Regions from separate parts of the Homo sapiens genome. Here region 1 is linked to region 2. Evidence: chromatin contacts called from ENCODE Hi-C or POLR2A ChIA-PET data. All regions are on one chromosome and are shown on one strand. The core of a region is the stretch at or near the end of the contact, and the rest is flanking DNA. Distances in the headings are between cores, read along the strand shown.

Region 1 (5,327 bases), core at 782-3,281, 66 kb after region 2:
TTATAAAAACATAACATAATGACATTTTATGGCCGATTTTAATTTTAAAACATTTAAACATGTAAAGGTCCCAGGCTCTATAGCATCAACCACCAAAGCCCTTGGCGGTGCCTGAATGCAGGGTGGTGAAGAGCTGGCCATGGCTGTGGCCTTTCTAGATCGCAATGAAGTGACCATCAGACATCTGCCGGGGGGTCCTCACTCATGGATAGTCCCGCTCACCCAGAGGCCTTTCCATCTCAGTTTGGCTTTTGGGCCAAATTTGGAAGCATTACACTTCATTAAGGAAATGAAAGGCTTTTGCTTTACCTATTCCACCAGAGGGGCGGCTTCTCCAATTTCTTCCACTCTGAACTCAGGCGGAAAAGGATTGCCCAGTCCAGAGCCGCTTTCCTCCTTCCAGGAGGTCTGGACACTCACAAAGCCCAGTTATTTGTTTTGCAAACTGTGTATACATTGAATGGAAATGTTTGTTTTCCATATCCCGCTTTACGTCTCTAAAGACAAATGATTAAAGAATCATTTCAAGGGCATTTTTTGTTTTGCTCATCCCCTCCAACCTGCTTGTATTAAGCAGCCTCACTTCCTGCCTTTTAACTTACATTTCTGTCCACCTATCATCCACTCTTCTTTGTTGACCTTTGCGTGTACAGTGTTGCTTCAAAAACCTTCAAAGGAAAGGTCAAAGTGAAATGTCACAAGGGAAGCAGGCCTGATGGCCAGTGGCCAAGGAGGCACCAATGCCCAGGTCTGAGGCTGCCTGTGGCATGCATGACACTGCCCCAAAACGCAGGTGGTGAGGGTGCAGCGGCCGCCTGTGGGTCCCAAGCACGACTCCAAGTGCGACACGCTGTCTAGGCCATCTGGTCCCACACCAAGTCACATCTGTGCCCAGAGAAGCCCAGTGGACCAGTGCGGGCCCCCCAGCCCTCAGGGCAGAGCCAGGACGCTTCACACAAGAGTCACTCATTGGATTTTCTACTCCACGCACACGCTGTCAATAATGGCAGGCGCCACCTAAAGGGGCAGGTGCCAGTGTAATTTAACAGGGGAGAAAAAGTACAGAGGCCACCCAGGAGGATGCTGGAAAGACAGAGGGTGGGGAGTGGGAAGAAACACTCAGGACCCGCGGCACCAGGGCGTGGGACTAGAACGAAAAGCAAGAAGACCATGTGAGGGGCAGGGGAGGAAGGACTGGCCGGATGCCATCAGTTATCATCAATATGAAGGGAATGAGCCCAAGGTAACTCTGAAATCCTAAACTTGGATTTGGAAGCACTGAATCTGAGCTGAGGGTGGCCCTCAGTAAGGCACTGTGGCCCTACCGCTCTGGTTCCCCCAGTCGTTCTCTGCCCTAGTTTGTAATCTACAAAGTGATCAGAAGCTCATAAAACATGGGCACGAGCACTACAGTTGACCAGCACTGGGCGGGGAAGGTGATCCTGGGAAACCTGCATGGGACTGTGCACACCAACCACACCAACCAGAAGCAGCCAACACACACAACCGCAAGGGCCAACTCAACATGGTAATCAACATCTAAAGCTGCACAATTTGATGGAGGAAAACTCCACTTGGAAGGGATAAGTGGTCCAGGAGAAACAGAGACAGAAGCTCAAAGCTGTCAGATCTGCCACAGACAAGTGGCTGGTAAATACAAGAAACCTTTCTTGAAAATGCAGATAGCAAATAATCTATCCTGGAGAGAATAATGTCACGAAACATGAAAAATGTAAATGGTTTATTTGTGCTCTAAAAACACAATGATTTAAACTGAAGGTCACTCAGGACAATATTGTCATCAAAAAATTCTTTGGTGATGACATATATCTGATAAAATATTTATATTCCTAAATGACAGTCAAAATATCCTCGGATCAAAAAGCAGTCTTGCCACATGTCCTGTGTCCAACAGAACAGATAGAACTATCTGGCAAGCAGGTGGGGCTGTGAGAATCTGAAACGAGGAACTTGGATGTGGAGCACACCCAGAGGCACGTGTTGCCGGGAGTGAGATCCCTGGGAGAAAAGAAGGCAGCTGTTACCAGAATCGCGGGGAACACCACACTCTGGCAGCTGAAGGAGGAAGTAGCACACAGATGATGGGGAGGTGCAATTCTAGAGTCCAAAGGCAGACGGACTTCTCTAAAGCCAGAGAGTGTCTGACTCTGTGTGTCTGCCTTAAGGCCCACATCGTCCCCTTTCAAAGTGCACCAGGAGCCACAAAAGACAATGTGACTGGATGGTAACTTAGCAAAGAGCTGTCAGATCAAATACAGGACTGCCCAGTTAAATCTAAATTTCATGTGAATGACCAATAATTGGTTAATGTAAGTATGCCCCAAATATATCACAATGATGTCCCAAATATTGCCAACAAATAATCTTTTAGTATAAAAAAGTTATACTAAAAAAAGTATCCATTGCTTATTTATAATTCAAATTTAACTGGGCATCCAGTATTTTTATTGCTAAACCTGGTAACCCTGGTTTGGTACTGACAGCTCAGGCCTCAGGCCTGAACACCTCCCCTTTGCCCAGCACCTTTCTAGCCGCAGACCATGAACCCTGACTTCCACAGGCATTTCTGCGTACCCAGCTACTAACAAGCAATGACTCCATTCTTTGACAAGCTCTCTCACATGCTGAAAACAAAGAAAGCCTCCTTCAACAGACCCAGAAAATTAGAGAATCTGTAGAAAGGAATGGCCAATCGTATTAAATGTTTCAGAGACACCACAGGGGGTGAGGACTGAGACAAAATCAGGATATTGTCTAATTCAAGAGAGAGGAAATTGAAATTGTGAGCAGTTTTAGTAGAATAGTAGGAGCTTAGTTTACAAAGGGATGAAGATAGATGGTAAGAGTGTGACATTCTCTTTCATTCACTTAATCATTAAAAAACAGGGTTCTTGACCAACTGCCTGTGTTATCACTCTAGCTGTGGGAGATGCCTTGCAACTTCCAGAAAGGCCTACAGAGCTCCCCATTCAGAGCTGAAAGTACATTTTTTATTAATTTTCACCAAATATCACTGACGCTTAATGTTGCCTAGTGCTCACGTGAACAAGAACACGAACTCATCTGTGGGAGTTATGGCCCATAAGGGCAAGAACCTGGGAAAGTCAGTGCCAGCACCTGTAGGAGCTCACCCAATACCTGTGGAACACATGAATACATGAATGGAGGCTGTCTTCTCAAAGAGCCTGTTTTGAAATTTGAAATCTTACATAAAAATGGAAAGCCAAGGTCTAGGGTAAACCTTAACATTTCGTAGCACTCACTGGAGCAGCTAATGCTTTTTTTTTTTTTTTTTTTTGAGACGGAGTCTTGCTCTGTCACCAGGCTTGAGTGCAGTGGTGCGATCTCGGCTCACTGCAAGCTCCGCCTCCTGGGTTCACGCCATTCCCCTGCCTCAGCCTCCCAAGTAGCTGGGACTACAGGTGCGCGCCACCATGACTGGCTAATTTTTTTGTATTTCAGTATAGACGGGGTTTCACCATGTTGGCCAGGATGGTCTCGATCTCCTGACCTCGTGATCCACCTGCCTCGGCCTCCCAAAGTGCTGGGATTACCGGCATGAGCCACCGTGCGTGGCCAGAGCAGCTAATACTTCTTTACTTTTTAACCAGTCTGTCAGCAGAGGATTATTTGCAGCACAAATCACAAGTATCTGTCCTGGGCCCAAACCAAACAAATGAACAAAAACACCTGTTCTACCTAATGAAGCATATGCTAAGATTCACAAAAATAAAGCAGAGAAGAAAAGCTACCACCTCCTAAACTCAAGCTAATCTTGTTCAGAAGGCACTTTTTCTAGGCCCCTTTGTGTTACCGTTGCAACTGTTCTTTAGTTACAGGAGCATTTAATCAAACAAACACCTAAGAACACCATGATTTTCTTATTTATATATAAAGGTATTATTCTACCCGGTGCCAATTTCTCTTGCTCTGTGCTGGAAGAATGCCCAGGCAGATCTTCTCAAAACAGTAAACTCAAACAACAAAAAAAGAAGAAGACATAGTTTTAAAAGCCGAGTGCTGTATACTGCCTCTAACTTATGATAAATCCCCAGTATATTTTGAATTTTTAAAGAGAAACCTTTACTTGTTTTGCTTCTGTAAACTTTCCTTTGTGCTAAAGGACTCAACTTTAGAATTTACAAACTTAAATAAGAGTCTGAACTAAAGATGTATTTAGCTCTTGGATATGCTATTAAGTATTACTTGCCATAAAACAAATGTGCCATACTTCTGCCCCCGAATCCCGTAAAATATCTACTTTTAGGTATTTTATGACACAGTTAACAGTGAGCCTAAAAGTAAGTTTACGTACAAACTAAACCAAAGGTTTTTCATACCAATGTCTAAAAAGTTTAGATTCCAAATGTAGTCTATTTTCAATACAGTACAAACTTTTTCAAAGTTGGCTCAAAGAAAGAGATTTCTGTCCCTGTTTGAGGGACATGAGTGCCCACTGTGGTCACCTGCCTCTGCCCTGCAACTTCCAGAAAGGCCTACAGAGCTCCCCATTCAGAGCTGAAAGTACATCTTTTATTAATTTTCACCAAATATCATTAATGTTTAATGTTGCCTAGTGCTCACATGAACAACAACATGAACTCATGGCTTGATAACTGGTGGAATTATCAAGAAATTTAGGCCACGTGTGGTAGCTCATGCCTATAATCCTAGCACTCTCGGAGGCTGAAATAGGAGGATCCCTTGAGGCCAGGAGTTTGAGAATAGCTTGGAGAACATAGCAAAGCTCTGTCTCTACAAAAACTATTCTAAAAAATTAACCAGGTGTGGTGGAGTGCACCTGTAGTCCCAGTTATTCAGGAAGCTGAGGCAGGAGGATTGCTTCAACCCAGGAGGTCAAGGCTGCAGTGAGCTGTGATCACGCCACTGCACTTCAGCCTGGGTATCAGTATGAGATCCTGTTTTTTAAAAAAAAAAAAAAGGAAAGAAAACAAAAGAAATTTAAAGCTTCCTGCAGGTAGGAAGAACCACACAAACTATATTCAGATAAGACTGAACAATTTTCTAACAGCAGAGAACTAGCTAATGCAACTGACATGGTGTTGAAATTGGGAATCAGTTACTTGCATTGTATCACTGTTTCTCAGGGTCATACACTCTCCCTACATTCCAAAGGCTGACACCAATAGTACCAAGTTCAAATCAAACCTATACTTGGTGGAGCTGCAGAAAGTGAGAGAAGGAGGGGACAGGACAGGATGTCTGGGCCATCCCGATGGTCCACTTGGTCTGTTCATTTGCTGAGCGGCCTTGTTCCGTGAGTGCCCTGTGGGCTTCCAGGACAA
Region 2 (5,475 bases), core at 2,513-5,012:
TACTCTCTTTAACACGAACACCAGCTATTTGTGAACGGTAACTGCCTTTGGAACAATCAGCTTCTCAGTCAACATGATGTGAGATCACTATTATTCCATTCGCAAGTTTTAATTATTGATACTCCTGTCATGAGCGGATAAGGGAGAGCAGTGGGAAACCCTAAGGGGGTTTAGCAGTTTTGCAGATGTTACCCATGACAGTGACTCATCTCTGATAGTCTTGTAAACACAAGTTTTGCTTTTTTCCTAAATGGCATCTCAGACTCGGTCATTAAGCTATTGTTGCACCCTCCGGAAAACATGGCAGAGCATGACCTTTGAGTAAGAGTGAGGATGACCTTGCAGATGACTGTGCCCATTCGCGCTCCATCCTCATGAAGGAAATTGCTGCCAAGGTCTGTATTTTGACCAGGCACAGAGGGGGAACATCACTCCAGCTTTCCATGTGGTTCACTCTGATGCGATGCTGTAAATGATCAACTCTTTGAAATAGGACCCTCAGGCCCCCATTTCCTAGCAGCCCCCCTTCAGTTTGGTTCTACAACTCAACCCCTTCACTGCACATTGAGATGGCTCAGGGGTTCTAGCAGGGGCTTCCAGAAAAAAAAAACACCATTTCTGTCCCGGGGGACCAGTTCTGAGCTGTGCTAGATCATCACACGACCACCCAGAAACCCACTTGCACTTCCTGCTGGATGATCAGGCAACGCTGCTGCTGACCGTGCTCCCATCTTAGACCCAGAAGGTTCTCCCAAACAGAGGAGCCCAGTGAAACAGCCAGCCAGGGGGCACCAGCTCCTGGACTGGCATCTGTCTCTAAAATGGTAGAATTAGGATATGAACAGTACTCATGTAGTGGTGTGGAAGATTAGGAGCATGATACACAAAAGGAAGAAGTAGTTTTAACAGATATGGTGATGATGATGATGCCCTTGTTTCCTGTATGTGACAAAGACCCTGCACTTTCTCCCTGAGACCCCCCCAAAATTGTCCTGAGCACAGGCCTGTCTTTGAGCGTGCCCAAGGCGAGAAGAACCATGAGGGGGTCCTGCAGGGGCCGGAGCCATGGAACGGGGAAGAAAACAGCCCGCGGACGGGGTCGGCTTGTCCAGGGCACGCCTGCTCGGCACACGTGTTGCCAACGTGAAGGCAGACATGGTCCCTGGCCCTAGGATGAGTCCACGCTGGGCTTCCGGGCCTCAGGTGCATCTCCAGCCAACCTCCAAGGGTCTTGCTCCTTCTGGGGACGTACACAGTAAATCCACATGGAAACACCACCATTTCTCTTTGCTTTAGTGGCTCTGCATGATACTGTGATATTGAGTTGGGCATTCCATTAGAGTAGATCTTGCCACATTGACTAAATACACAAGTATTTATTCTAGTAGCAGGCACAACCTGCAAACACAAATTCAGTTACAGCTTAGCTGTCCGAATTAGGAACCGCTTACATAGCCGCACCTGCTAAATGCAGTTACACAGCAATACTGACTTCCGTGTGATGCTAGAACGTGGTACAGTGTATTAGGCTGCTGTGGTCAGAGTTGTAGCATCGTTAGCACTAAGTAATTCCTCATTAGGTGGACTTCGGTGAGAGCTTTGCCCTAACCTGCCCTGACCTTGGGTACTTGAGCTAATTTCCACGTGGCCCTGGCTTCGTGGTTTGTTTGTTTTTTTTCTTTTGTTACGGACACCCATCATGTATGGCTCCTCATCTGAGCCATCACCGCTCCCGAAACACATGGGGCGGCAGCTGCTGTGCCTCCTTCTCAATTCTTCCACCCCCCCACACCATCAGAATTCGGATTTCTCTCCACGTGGCGTCTGCCTCTGTCCCCTTCCAGGCTGGAGCGACGTTTCCACGTTCGGATGCTGCAGCCTCTGCACCTGCCTCAGACAGACCCACCAGATACCACCTGTCTCTTCGTGGCATTTGGGAGATGCGTGGGCGGCCTGCCCCCCGACCGCCGCCCCTGCCCACCACATGCTGGGACAAGGTTCTGGCTGGATGTCAGAATGGATGGGGGTGGGGGCAGCCCTGGCCGTGATTAGTTGAATGAATGGGGTCACAACATCCCTTTTCCTGCCCCTACAGTTTGTGTTGCATATTTGTGTTTAAAGCCTATTAAAATAAACTTGAGGGACTTTCTGCGATATCTACTTGATGTAACTGGAGACCTGTCCCTCTCAGGCTGGGGATCCCAGGCAGGGAGGCAAGGGGGGTGGCGTTTGCAGGCTGGACCCCTTTTCTGTGTGTGCCGGGGTTGGGTGATGGTCCGTGAGAGAAGTCTTGTAGAGACCCCCTCTCCCCTGACTCCGCAGGTCCCAGGTCCCTGCGCCCACCCCTCCAGCCTGGGGGCTTGAGCAGCCCCTCCCCTGGACTTGGGAGCTCAGTGCCTCTGCTCTGCAAGGCCGGGTGCGCTGGAGTTGGCTGGAAGGAGGACATAAAAGGTCATTCACTCATTTCAACCTGAAAGTGCTTGCTCCCCCCATCCCGATGGCCTTCAGTTTGGGCTGCAGCCGGTTTAGCCAGCTGGACCTCGAAGTGTCCCACAGGTGTCTGGCACCATCACAAGGGAGACAGCTGGGTTCGCAGGTTCCCTGTGGTGGTTTTGCAGGGTCTGTGGGAGTGGCAGCTATTTCAGCGAGATCAGCAAGTCCCTCCTGAACAAGTAGTGAACAACAGACCCTTTGGAGACACAAATTCACTTCCGGACCTCACAGGGAACACCCCAGGGCCACCTCTGGGTCATCCCAGTATATCGATGGCAATCTAGTTATTAATAATCTATCTATCTGGCCACGTGTCCTAACCTGTTTGTTTCTTTTGGGGTGTCTTGAGCACCCTTCACTTTCATAATGACCCCCTCCCATTGTCCTTACCCCACCTTATGCGGTAAACAAGGCAGCTGGCAGCACCTCCACATAACAAAGGAGCAAATGGGTGGCAGCCACCAACACGAGCAGGAGGTGAGATTAGAGCCAGCTTTCCACTGTCCATGGAGAATGGTGTCCCCTTCCACGGCTCATTTGCAGTAGGCAGAGGAGACTCTGGAAGTCAACTCACTCACTGACCTCCTCTGTGCCAAGGAGCCCTGAGAGCTGGCTCTCCCTTCGTGGGAGACTTGCATCCCCCTAGCAAGAAGGGAGTTACGGAGTTAAGCACAGGTGGAAACCAAATGGTTGGACAGCTTCCCACCTGCGATTGAAGTTGAAGGATGTTCTCAAAGCCATTGCTGCATCAGTGTGTACACTTCGAGCAATGACTCTGGGATTGCACCCTGTCACCTCATCTGTAACCACCAAGTGGTGAGAATCCTGCCCACGTGAGAGTCTGTCAAATGCTTACATACACACACAGATACACACACACTACACACAATCCCGAAGGCTGGTAAGCCATTCTGGTGGTTAAGACAGAGCATGTTAATTCACTTAAATTAAATTTGCTAAATACATTTTTGTTAGCCAGTCTGCATCTTTCAAACCTCTTGCCCCAAACCTCATAAAATAAAACCAAGACAGACACCTGGTGTTTCTGAGGCCAGGCTTGGGTCACTCCCACCGCAGCGTGATGATGCAGGCCAATCTTCCTCACTCACTAAGTCGGGAAGCTTTTTCCAGTGCCAGCGCCAGGCAGGGTCGGGATGCCCTACAGCTCCGAGCTCAGACAGCCCTGTCCCTTGTATGTCTGCAGACCTCCTGGGTGCCCATGCCTCCTCCCTCTAAGGCACTCACACCACAGACACGAAGAGAGCACCTGCCACGCAGCTGCTGACTGTGCATAGCGGCTTCTCACATGACTGCACCGCCAAATTCACGCGGCAGGCACTGGGCTTCGTCCCTCCTCCTGCACTGTGGGAGCAGCGGTTCAGAACCAGCTGGCACTCATCATCAGGTGCATTGTTTTAAGGAGAATTTAAAAGCATCCATGGCAAAGTCCCACCCAGCACAGCTTTTTCTTCCCCACGCAGTCTCAGATCCACTGGGATTAAGTGCTCAGCCACACCAAGAGCCAAAAAGCTGTTCCCCTCATCAGCAAACATACTGCCTGTTTCATTCCTGAAGACTTTTCCTCACGTTGTGTTTTTTAAATGGCTGTATTTATGGCTGAGTGGACAGGCTTAATTTGGTAAAACTGAACTGTTCCCTTTGAACAGGGGTTGATGGGATTATCTGTAGTTGGTTCCAGCCCTCCCTGCTGCAGCCTCAGACCCTGCCCAGGTCTGTGTGGTGTAAGGGCTGGGCTGAAGTTGGAAGCCAGGCCAGCACCCCAGGCCATGGCTCCACAGGCTTCCTTGTTGCTGCGAATGCCATTTGGAGGCAGCTTTTGAATGACCAGAGGTGCTTCATAACCAAAATGTGCAAGGGAAAACTTTCTCCAGGTGGTACCCCTCAAGCCTACAGCCTGGCATCGCCCCACAGGACCTTGAGGAGCCACCGGTCAGGATTTTCGAAGAGAGTGCTGAAAGACTTGGCATGGCCTTTTCAAGCTGTCTGTGCGGCACCAAGCAGTAGCCACTAGGTGGCAGTGTGGCGCTGCAGGAACTGGGGTCCACCTTGCACTTGGCTCAAAGTCATCCTTAGGGACCAGAGGACACATACAAAAATCCAGGAACAAGGCATGCCCCATGCTTATTTCCCAGTTCTGGAATCTATCAGGCTCTCTGGGCTGCTTTGCGAAGCTGGCCCCTTTTGTGAATCAGGTTCTGCAGCAGCAGAACCTCCCGCAGTAATTACACTGGGCCAGAAACCACGCCCAACCTGTGTCCCAGGGGCACGCTGCACGAGCTTGCTTACCCACCACGCAAGCTCTGTGGTCTGGCTTTCTGTGTGGCCAAGGAACACGAAATGTGCATGATGCTTTCAGGTGCAGACGCTCATCACATATTCCAGATCATAGGCACGCTGGGGCCCGGAGAGCAGCTCGCCTGCCTTCCTCTCTGCACAGCTCCCTGGGTGTCTGCTTTCAGCACCATCCATCAGCTGACAAAACTCAAAGGTCAAACCTTATCTTCTGGGCAGCAGATCTTCTGGTATAGCTGCTGTGAATCACTGCCTTTTACTGTCTGGGAATTAAGGCTCACTTGACTGAATTTGCCTCTAGTGCAAAAATGGATCCTTTCTCAAGGGAGTTGAGGGAGTGAGATAGTAACAATTACCAGGATAGCTACACTCCCCGACAGCCCCTCCGCCCTGCATGCACTCTGCTCCCTCTAACAGGATAGTGTATGTGCAGGCCAGCACAGACTGGGGCGGCAACAGGTGAGGGCGTTTTGTTGCCAGAGACCAAGTCCTTCAGCAAATGCCTGACAACTGGCAGCCTCTGAGCTGCTTTATCCCAACAGCTTGGTTGGAAGGAAGACCTCTGTGGCCCCAAAGCCAAATAAATCTGCAGACAGTATCAGAGATCCAAAATGGGGGCTCAAGGGATTCTCTGGTTGAGGCTCAAATTGTTGGAATAAGGATTTTCCC

The links. A loop is a pair of places that touch in the nucleus more often than their neighbours do. ChIA-PET counts read pairs that join two places held with the same protein, here RNA polymerase II (POLR2A). Pooled maps may share reads with other maps.
Region 1: a loop to region 2 is called in a map of heart right ventricle, with 2.3 times the contacts of the local background. The contact joins two enhancer-like sites. A Hi-C loop is called at or near these places in 3 of 168 maps with a recorded cell type or tissue (body of pancreas, heart right ventricle and prostate gland) and 2 of 50 pooled maps. POLR2A ChIA-PET finds 5 or more read pairs at or near these places in 5 of 52 experiments (H1, WTC11, activated CD4-positive, alpha-beta T cell and 1 more).

The regions. Positions count from the first base shown.
Region 1 is chr13:29,571,345-29,576,671 of GRCh38, forward strand. All of the region lies in intron 1 of SLC7A1 (solute carrier family 7 member 1), which reads right to left. Among named protein-coding and RNA genes, the nearest start is that of SLC7A1, 22 kb to the right of the region's middle. RefSeq lists an enhancer at 2,008-2,127. Within about 2 kb of position 2,032, at least 6 of the 41 ENCODE cell types and tissues checked have a DNase peak (open chromatin) inside an H3K27ac peak, as active enhancers do.
Region 2 is chr13:29,503,794-29,509,268 of GRCh38, forward strand. MTUS2 (microtubule associated scaffold protein 2) reads left to right here. Exons shown (of 16, transcript NM_001033602.4): 16 at 1-2,154. Among named protein-coding and RNA genes, the nearest start is that of MTUS2-AS1, 19 kb to the left of the region's middle. Within about 2 kb of position 3,763, at least 4 of the 41 ENCODE cell types and tissues checked have a DNase peak (open chromatin) inside an H3K27ac peak, as active enhancers do.